Linked DNA regions of Homo sapiens: regions 2, 3 and 4 are each linked to region 1. A link is a loop called in an ENCODE intact Hi-C map of the cell type or tissue named here. Cell type or tissue: PC-9. All regions are shown on one strand. Region 1 overlaps PIGK (phosphatidylinositol glycan anchor biosynthesis class K). Region 2 overlaps MSH4 (mutS homolog 4). Region 3 overlaps ST6GALNAC3 (ST6 N-acetylgalactosaminide alpha-2,6-sialyltransferase 3). Region 4 overlaps ST6GALNAC5 (ST6 N-acetylgalactosaminide alpha-2,6-sialyltransferase 5).

Region 1 (2,500 bases):
ATTCCTAGGCTCAAATGATCCTTCCTCCTCAATCTCCCACGTAGCTGGGACTATAGGAACATGCCATCATACCTGGCTGTATGTTATTTTATACGTGAATTGTCTGATCTCAGTGTGGCACTATAGAATATAAACTTTACTCTTTCTGAGTTAGAGAGAACCTTCTGTGTGGACACAGTAAATAATTTTACAGTGTTATTTTAGGAGTACTTGGATAGCACAGAAGAGAAAGATTTTTCAGGCACTGGATAAACATGAAAGAGAAAAAGGATACAGAAAGCACAGGGGGATTGTAAAGACTAACTTCATAGGCTTCATAATTTGCCAGGAGTATTTTATTTATGCAGAGGATTTGGACAGTATTTTAATTGTCTTTTCATTTGAGATGGTAGTATGACTCTATTGGAGTCAAAATCCTATTATAAAGTAAGCAAATACCATGTGTTGTCTTCTACAAAATCTCTATTTAAAAAAATAGTAAAGCAAAATAAGGAATGCACAGCTTTTTCCATGTAGAAATTATTCCCTTATTAAGTTATTTAAGTAGATTTTCTTAGTGAAGGACCTTGGAAAGAGATCATGGAAAAAGAACATTCTTTTAGGGGGGCTTCTGAAATGACTCAAAATGTTAAGTAAAAGGAACACTTGGATGACTTTAAGAAAAGAGAACTTTACCATTTTACAGGAGAAAAGTTCCAGGTTCCTTTAGGATGGCTGCCACATGTAAATTGAAATTAATATTTGTAGTTTTCTCATTCTGAATTATATATGGTTTGTCAGAGACCTGACTAATAATGATTTGCAAGATGGGGCTTAGAATGTATGGATGACCTTAAGGTGACAATCTTGGGAAACCATGAATTCTGGGATAATGGAAGACACCTTGCAAAGGACAGAGTGGGGCTGTGGTGTCCCTTGGAGTCGTGGTGGTGAAAGGAAAGAAGAAAGCAGCTGAAGATAAGGGCACTATGGGAACAAGATGATTTTTTTTTTAAGACAAATCTTGTCCCTCCCACCACAAAAAGTGCCACTTATTAAAGCAACTACACTTCAGTGAAGCCACAGAAGAGGGTGCTGTTGAACTGAGAAACCTAGTAAGTCAGCTTACCTCCGTTCACCCTCCATTGCAAGATAACTTGTTACTGCTCATTCTAAAAAAGCCAATACAAATAATCCTCAACAGAAAAAGAAGCCAGCACCTTTACAAAGTCACAGTAAGTATAAAACAAAATTAAAATCAAATCTTCTTAGTAAATTACACACACACAGAATGAAAGCACAAATAAAAAGGGAAGAAATCAAAGAAAAATTACAAAACAGGAAAACTGAAATGAAACATCTGAACACGAATAACCTATATTAAACAAGCAATTGCATTATGAAAGGACACCATGAATCAGACATTCAAAAACTCACAGTTGAAATGGACAAACAGGAAGATATGTGAAACAGCAGCTGACTGAACTCGGGAAAGTAAATGGTGAAAAAAGACAAAAATCATCTCAGAAATGAAAAGTAAATCACAAGGTAGACAAGGGAAGATAGATATTCCAAAAGTTCAATAAAAGACGTAAAGAATGGAAAGAGCCAAGAAAATAATCTGCAATAAGAGAAATAAAAAGGATCAGAAAGAGAATTTTCCATATATTTAGTTCAACACCTTGAACTAGGAAACAAGTGGAAAATTAACAGATATGGTATTTAAAGTTATAATAAAACTTTTTTTGAAATAAAATGAGATCTGAATTTCCATATTGAAAGGACTCCTGTTTCCTGTATACCTGGGAAACTTGATTTATAACAATCAACTTTTAAGATATAGTATTAGACCTTAAAACAAAAGGGAAAATAAAAGCTGCCTGAGCTTCTAAGCCAATAAATTAGTAATTTAAAAATTAAAAGTAATTAAAAATGAAAATAATTAACATAGAACCAATTTAGCATCACACTTCTTGATATCAAAATAAAGCAAGAAAGCAATGGACATGTGTTTTTAAGAAATTATAAAAATGAGTAATCATTTTAATTGATTATGAAACACTGGATAAGTAAAATACTCATATATCCACAGTGATACTCAAGATTACTTGTGAATTGCATTTGGAAAAAGTGCTGCTGTTATTAAGAAACATTTCAGACATATCCTTGGTTGATAAACATTTTGCTGAAATATTTAGATGTGAACTGTCATGGTATCTGCAGCTCACTTTTAAATGTTTCCGTGAAAATAATATAAAAAATACAGAAACATGTTTGGAATTTTTCATAACAGCTACATGGCATTTTAAAAAGTTATTCAAAACAAGTTGCCAGATTTCAAATATTTTTGTATACCTAAAGAATATCTTTTATATTGAGTAAGAGACATTTTGTGAGAAAAAAATGTATTTCATCTTGTTTTAGATTTTTGGAAGAGCCAATGAAGAGTGACTTTGTCATATTTCTTTTATACTCTTAGAATTAATGTCAGTGATTTAATTTTTATTTTTTCAGAAGATAT
Region 2 (2,500 bases), 1.2 Mb after region 1:
GATCATGGAAGATCAGAAGTGAAAAGAAGGACAAAGGATTTTATAATTAGTTGGTATTTAAGAGAAAACTTTGGGGAGAGTGATGACAATAAGACTCAGTTTAAACATGAGAAATGAAAGAAGCAAGCATGGGTTACTTTTGATAAGTTTGCAGTAAAAAGAAAATGAAATAATAGTTTGAAAAGTAGAGTAAACAGGCAGAATTTTAGGGGAGAAATCTAAGCATACTCTTAGAAAAAGGAAAAGCCTGTGACGAAAATATTAAAGATGCAAAAGAGAATAAAGGGAACTGAGAAGTAATAATAACTTAGTGGAGATTTTTTTAAAAGGTAGAATAGTTAACCTTCTGTCTGAAAGTCAGTCTCTTCCTCTGAGATAAGATGGAAGAGAGATGGAAGAAAAACAGAAATATTCAAAACAAAATTTTGAAGGAGGGGAGGTTCAAGAACTCATCAAGATGACCTCAAATTTGTTAAAAAGTAGGAGGCAGATTATCTGTAGAAAGTGAAGTGATTGAGAGTACAGGAAGAGTGAAACTGTTTCAAAAGAGTTATCGTAAAAGAAGCTAAATAATAAATAAAAAGAAAAAAATACAATTCTCATCACATACCATGGCCTGTCAGCGGGGGGAGGGGGTGGGAGGCAAAGGGAGGGATAGCATTAGGACAAATATCTAATGCATGCGGGACTTAAAACCTAGATGACGGGTTGATGGGTGCAGCAAACCACCATGGCACATGTAAACCTATGTAACAAACCTGCACGTTCTGCACGTGTATCCCAGAACTTAAAGTATATACTAAAAAAAAAAAAATACAATTCTGGATATCAACAAAATGGCAGAGTAGAAGCAGTCTGCCTTTGCTCTCCCCACAGAGAACCAAAAGCAAATATCTGGAGCACAGATTAACACCAGCAACATTTTAGAAGCCAAATCTGAGGCTGAAATGATAGTTGGGAGACAGAGAAGTGAAAAACTCTGAGCAGACTATAAAAAGAAAGAAAGTTCTCTATCTGCAATGTCCGTGCCCCAATCTGCCAGGCATCATGCACAGAAAATTCCTCCCAATCTCATTTGTTCTACTCTGGAAAAAGTGAGATTGAGGTGGATAGCCAGCTTCCCCACCATCCTGGGTTCCCTTGCAGAAAAATCATTCCTGCCTAAACCCACAGGAAGCACCACTAGTGCCTGGAGGGAGAAAACCGCCTGAGGGCAGCTAGAGACAAAAAGGGGAGTGGAATTAGAAACTCCAGCCTGTAAAACTACTCCTCATTTCAGTCGAAGGAGACACCAAATCAGTGTGGATGTACAGCAGCACCATGCTAGAGGAAGCAGATGCCACAGGTCATCTGGGTATAAACCCCTAGCCAGCCTTTCCACACAGCTGAGGTATCCCCTCTAAGAACCCTACCATCTGAGATGTGTAGTACTGCAAACATTTGCCAGAGCTGAGGAAATTCTGGGCTTAAGGTGCCATCTAGTGCTGAAAATGAGGCAGCAATCTAGGATTAAGGGGAATCACAGACAATTGCAAAGAACTTCTAAGCAAACATACAACCTAGAAAGTCCAACAAGCGAGACACTGAAGATAAACTGATCCTTCATTGCAAAAACATAGATATATATCCACAAGGAACAAGAGCAAACAGGAAACTATGATCTCCCCAAATGAACAAAGCAAGGAGCTGGTGATCAACATCGTGGTGAGATGGTGATACGTGAGCTCTAAGATCAAGAATTCAAAATAGCAGTTTTAAGAAAATTCATGAACTCTAAAACAGCACAGAAAAAGCAACTGATAAATTTATCAGAGAAATTTAATAAAGAGATTAAAGTTTGGCCGGGCACATTGGCTCACGCCTGTAATCCCAATACTTTGGAAGGCCAAGGTGGGCAGATCATTTGAGGTCAGGAGTTTGAGACCAGCATGGCCAACACAGTGAAACTCCATTTCTACTAAAAATACAAAAATTAGCCAGGCATGGTGGTGCACACCTGTAATCCCAGCTACACAGGAGGCTGAGGCAGCAGAATTTCTTGAACCCAGGAGGCAGAGGTTGCAGTGAGCTGAGATCACACCACTGCACTCCAGCCTGGGTGACAGAGCCAGACTCTGTCTCAAAAAAAAAAAAAAACAGATGAAAGTTTTTAAAAATCAAATGGCAAACAGATTTGAAACCCTGGAACTGAGAAATACATTTGTTGAACTTAAAAAAACTACAGAGGCTCTCCAAAAAAGAAATAGATCAAGCAGAAGAAAGAATCAGTGAGATTAGCCAGGCACAGTGGCTCATGCCTATAATACCAGCACTCTGGGAGACTGAGGCAGGCAGATCACTTCAGCCTAGGAGTTAGAGACCAGCCTGGCCAACATGGTGAAACCCCGTCTCACTAAAAAAATTAGACAGGCACGGTGGCACATGCCTGTAATTCCAGCTACTTGGGTAGCTGAGGCACAAGAAATACTTGAATCCAAGAAGCGGAGGTTGCAGTAAGCCA
Region 3 (2,500 bases), 800 kb after region 1:
GCCAACTGTCTTGTTTTCCCTGGGGGGACTGCCACTGTCATTAACTCTGGTAAGCTCCATTAAAAACACTAAGTTGATGGAAGATACCCTGCCCACACTAATACACTGCCACAGAACTAACTCTGGGTAAGGAGAATTGTGAGTACAAAGAAATTTTTAACACTAATGACTTTAACAAATCTGACCTGATTAACAGGACGCCACAAACTGAAATCCTTGTGTTCCAATCAATCTTTCGAGAAACTTCACAAATGCACACTTGAGGGAGAAAAATTCATGAGATATTTTAGGCAGGTCTCTACATAGAAAGAGAGGAATAATCAAAAAAGACACAATACACTGGCAAGTAGGGTAATTATTGCTAGCAATTCTTGAGCTACTACTCTTTTGGCAAATAAATGCCTACATTTACATTAATATTTGTTTCCCATTAGAAGAGTTTTGACAGTTTTTCACAGAAAGACCTGCCCTCCTGAGACATAAGCTCATTAGAGCAAACTCTACCCTGATTAGCTGGAGGTGGTGAGGAAAACAGGGAGATGCAACAGTTCCATGGTAGGACCATTACGAGAATGAGAATCTGCAAGTAATTGGTGAAACAAATGATTGGTCAGATGAGGAACTGATGACAATCTATCCAGTATTTAAATAGGTAAGTTGCAGAGCACTTAGGCAATGATGGTTATGGACAAGAAGTAATGCTAATAAAGTAGCATTTAAGCAGGAAAGGTGGAGCAAAGGTTCTATTCAATCATTACTTAGATAGTTGAAAGATTAAGGAAGCATTTGGATGCTGGCACATCCACTAAGTGACTGTAAATAGGAATACATCTGGATATATTCCTCTGGACATTTGTTTATCTGATTAATTTTTCATTAAAGACAGCATAAGCTTCTCCTCATAAGCCATAGAAAGCAACCACTTCTTTCTCAGTATTTTTTTCCATTACTCATGAACAAATAATCTTTCTTAAGACATCAAACTATGCCGGTTGTTCATCTCCCCCTAGTGGTAGGGGGACACCACTGCATATCTGAGTGACTAAACATTCATTGGCCATCTCACCAGGATCGCATTCTAAAGAAATGGCAGTAGTCTTACATCATTATCACGAGTATGCTAGATATTGTCTACTGGTACCCAGTATTCATTTTTACCTTCCTCTATGCTCTTCTGCCATCTTACCCAGCAGAGGCTGGCAATCTAACACCTACATTTCCCAGACATTCTTGCCTCTATGGTCTTGGATACCACAGGCAAAAGGCTGTGGAATGCACTCTGAAGATTTGAAATACAAGAGGAGATGGGATCAATATTCCTGTAGCAATTATGTCTAAAGGGTGGCCTCTGTCAATTTTGAGGTTTTGCAGCATTTTCACTGACTAAGACACCAGATTTTGGATATGGAAAGACCGACACTTGCAGCAGCCTCCTGTAGTTATCTGACCTTGAATAAGTTACTTGACTTCCCTGTCCCTTAGATTATTCATTTCTAAATGGTGGAATAATAATAGTATCTATTACATAGGGTTGCTTTGAAGACTAAGTGGATATCTGGCAAGAAGATGTTGGCTATTACTGCTGCTGCATATAAACCACTTAGAAGAATGCCTAGCACACAGATGTCCTCCAGAACGGTTGGCTAAGATAATGATAATTTGAGACCAACAGTATATAGCTAGCACAGGAAGACATTTGATGTCAGAAGACAGAGGACAGCTGTGTGTCACTTAACAAATTACTTGGCCTGGCACGGGCTCACGCCTGTAATCCCAGCACTTTGGGAGGCTGAGGTAGGCGGATCATGAGGTGAGGAGTTTGATTTGACACCAGCCTCACCAACATGGTGAAACCCCATCTCTATTAAAAATACAAAAATTAGCCGGGCATGATGGTGTGCACCTGTAATCCTAGCTACTCAGGAGGCTGAGGCAGGAGAATCACTTGAACCTAGGAGGCAGAGGTTGCAGTGAGCTGAGATCACGCCACTGCACTCCAGCCTGGGCGACAGAGTGAGGCTCTGTCTCAAGAAAAAAAAAATTACTTAACCCTCCTGTGTTTATTTGTTTAATATTCTCCATTGTTGGGGAATATAGGCTGGGCATGGTGGCTTACGCTTGTAATCCCAACACTTTGGGAGGCAGGTGAATCAACTGAGGTCAGGAGTTTGAGACCAGCCTGACCAACATGGTGAAATCACGTCTCTAATGAAAATACAAAAATTAGCTGGGCATGGTGGTGCATGCCTGTAATCCCAGCTACTTGGGAGGCTGAGGCAGGAGAATCACCTGAACCTGGGAGATGGAGGTTGCAGTGAGCAGAGATTGCACCACTGTACTCCAGCCTGGGTGACAGAGCAAGACTCCATCTCAAAAAATAAATAAATAAATAAATAAATAAAGAGAGAGAAAGAGAATAAAAATGGAGAATATAATCAAAGCCACAAGATTATTTGTTACATGAAATGATGTGTCAACAAACTTTGTAAAACCTAAAGAA
Region 4 (2,500 bases), 220 kb after region 1:
ATCAGCTCATCAATTTGTACAAAGAAGTCAACTGGCCTAGAGAATCCCAGTTGCAACAGAGATTGTACTGAATCTTTAGATCTATTTGAGGAGCACTATTATCTTAACAAGATTAAAATCTTCTTGTCCATGAACATGGGCTGTTTTTCTACTTATGTAGATCTTCTGTAATTTATTTCAGTAATGTTTTATAGTTCTCAGAGTATTAGTTTTACACTTCTTTTGTTATAGTTATTCTTAAATATTTTATTCTTTTAGATGCTATTGTAAACAGAATTGTTTCCTTCATTTTCAGATCATTTATTTCAAGTATATAAAAATATAATTAATTTTTGTGTATTGATCTTGTGCCCTGCAGCCTTGATGAACTCATTTATTGTTTTAACAATTTTTGGTGTATTCTTTAAAACTTTCTTTGTAAGTTCATGGCCCCTTTCTGCTTTTTTTTCTTTTAAAGAAACAATCACAATAAAGAGGGAATCAGATGATCTCAATGTATCATTTTATAACACTTTTCTGGATATGAGAAAGTAACATTTTCTCATCCAGAGGAAAAATATGTAAAAGGAATTAAGAGGAAAGTGATAACTTCCACTTTCTCAGTTGACTGTGCAACTGGGCTGGCCAAAAAAATATCATGTATAATATTTGTTATTACAAATGCATTGTTCCATTTTATATGGCTATCTGATGAACACACTCAAGAAAAACTTAAAATCAACTATAAAATAAAGTGAAAAAGCAAAATCCAAATCAATAAAGATATTTTGGGAACTCTCAAAAAGAATAAACAGAATTTTATTTGCTACACTAAGCAAAGAATCAAGAAAATGTTAACCAGTTCAGAGGACCAAATGGAACTTCTCTGCTTGTAGAAAATTCACTCATAGCTAGCACAAAACATTTCTCACGCAAAAGGCCTTATATTCCCAAAGTACCCTGTTCTCTTCTTTGCTATTTATCAGCAGTTTTTGAATGTACCATAATTTATCCTCATGTTTCTCAGATACAGTGTTTGATGACTTGTAATAAAAGCACTAAAATGATACTATGGTAGACTCTGAGAACATATATCACCACAGCCTGACTTGAATGCTTCCACATAAAAACCTAGGTGCTAACCCATACTAAACAGTGCCCACTGCTTCCTGGGCTGGAGACAATCTCAGTGCTGCCCTCTCATGGCAGGAGGAGTAACCATGCTCCCTTTGCAATTGGGAAAAGCCCTAAAAGGCTGACCAGCATGTTGTGATGTACAGTAAGACTTTTCAATGTACGGAAAATACATTGGTGACTAAGGAAGCACAATGTATCCTATGAATCCATAATTATTTACATCCTTGGACTATTTTTTGGCCCTGTGTTGATGTGTATAAATTTACCAATTATGTGTTTTCATCAGAGGAGGATGTTGGAATTAATGTACCACAAACACTTATTGCAACTATTCCATCTTCTCAATCTTTAAGTTCTAAAGCAAAACATCTTCTCATTCAACACTACTGAGGAACTATATAAAATATTTACTTAGAACTACACTGACATCTAGTGAGGCTAACAATGTGCTCACTGTAAATAATATCTTATTTGCTAAAACACTGATGTTCTGAGAACGTATTAATCCATAAGACTGTTCACAATTCCTTATCTGAATAATTATGTTTTCTGATAATTCTCAACAAATCAATGTGATTAAAACTATGAAAAAGCATTCACTAGTAATAAATGTATCTAAATATGATTTTTTAATTACTGAGGAAATAAGAAACATGCAAGAAACATAAGAAAGGTTATTCTTCTTTGCAACATGTAAAAATGAAAAATTTTAAAAGATAATGATTTTTATGTTTGTTCACTTTTCAAATGAGATTGATCGCTTCCTTGCTTTCATTTTGTTCAATGTGAGGATGCTCAACTGCTTTGACTAGGTATCAAAGGAATTTATTAAAATCCTAGAGAGAAACCAAAATAATTGGCTCTCTTTTTGGCAGACTTGATAAACATTTTATTTTGCAAAAGTATATTTTAATTCTGGGATAACATTAAATGTTTCTTTGAGAAAGGTATATCCCAGTGTATTGTAACCTATAAAATCTTTAATAATTGTAGTTAAGAATATAAAGTTCTGGTTATTATGAATGATAATGTCAGGCCTCTGAGCCCAATCTAAGCCATCATATCCCCTGTGACCTGCACGTACACATCCAGATGGCCGATTCCTGCCTTAACTGATGACATTCCACCACAAAAGAAGTGAAAATGGCCTGTTCCTGCCTTAACTGATGACATTGTCTTGTGAAATTCCTTCTCCTGGCTCATCCTGGCTCAAAATCTCCCCTACTGAGCACCTTGTGACCTCCACTCTGCCCACCAGAGAACAACCCCCCTTTGACTGTAATTTTCCTTTATCTACCCAAATCCTATAAAACAGCCCCACCCTTATCTCCCTTCGCTGACTCTCTTTTCAGACTCAGCCCACCTGCACCCAGGTGAAATAAAC

The links. Peaks named below come from ENCODE experiments on the same cell type or tissue, not always from the same donor. Only the 100,000 strongest peaks of a DNase experiment are listed, where the experiment ranks them.
Region 2: a loop joins it to region 1, with 11 times the contacts of the local background. A loop is called at or near these places in 9 of 110 quality-filtered maps.
Region 3: a loop joins it to region 1, with 15 times the contacts of the local background. A loop is called at or near these places in 52 of 110 quality-filtered maps.
Region 4: it touches region 1 in a loop (7-fold over the local background); 21 of 110 quality-filtered maps call a loop at or near these places.

Annotation. Positions count from the first base shown.
Region 1 is chr1:77,124,995-77,127,494 of GRCh38, reverse strand. The region is part of intron 9 of PIGK (phosphatidylinositol glycan anchor biosynthesis class K); the gene reads left to right. Among named protein-coding and RNA genes, the nearest start is that of MIR7156, 66 kb to the right of the region's middle. In PC-9, CTCF peaks have their summits at 871 and 1,093; a DNase peak (open chromatin) is centred at 1,064; H3K27ac peaks cover 571 bases.
Region 2 is chr1:75,907,785-75,910,284 of GRCh38, reverse strand. All of the region lies in intron 19 of MSH4 (mutS homolog 4), which reads right to left. Among named protein-coding and RNA genes, the nearest start is that of ASB17, 23 kb to the left of the region's middle. In PC-9, CTCF peaks have their summits at 1,277 and 1,480 (motif pointing left); no DNase peak of the experiment used is centred here.
Region 3 is chr1:76,329,699-76,332,198 of GRCh38, reverse strand. The region is part of intron 2 of ST6GALNAC3 (ST6 N-acetylgalactosaminide alpha-2,6-sialyltransferase 3); the gene reads right to left. Among named protein-coding and RNA genes, the nearest start is that of ST6GALNAC3, 260 kb to the right of the region's middle. In PC-9, a CTCF peak has its summit at 987 (motif pointing left); a DNase peak (open chromatin) is centred at 1,008.
Region 4 is chr1:76,900,033-76,902,532 of GRCh38, reverse strand. The region is part of intron 2 of ST6GALNAC5 (ST6 N-acetylgalactosaminide alpha-2,6-sialyltransferase 5); the gene reads right to left. Among named protein-coding and RNA genes, the nearest start is that of ST6GALNAC5, 34 kb to the right of the region's middle. RefSeq lists an enhancer at 2,017-2,500. In PC-9, CTCF peaks have their summits at 955 and 1,157 (motif pointing left); no DNase peak of the experiment used is centred here.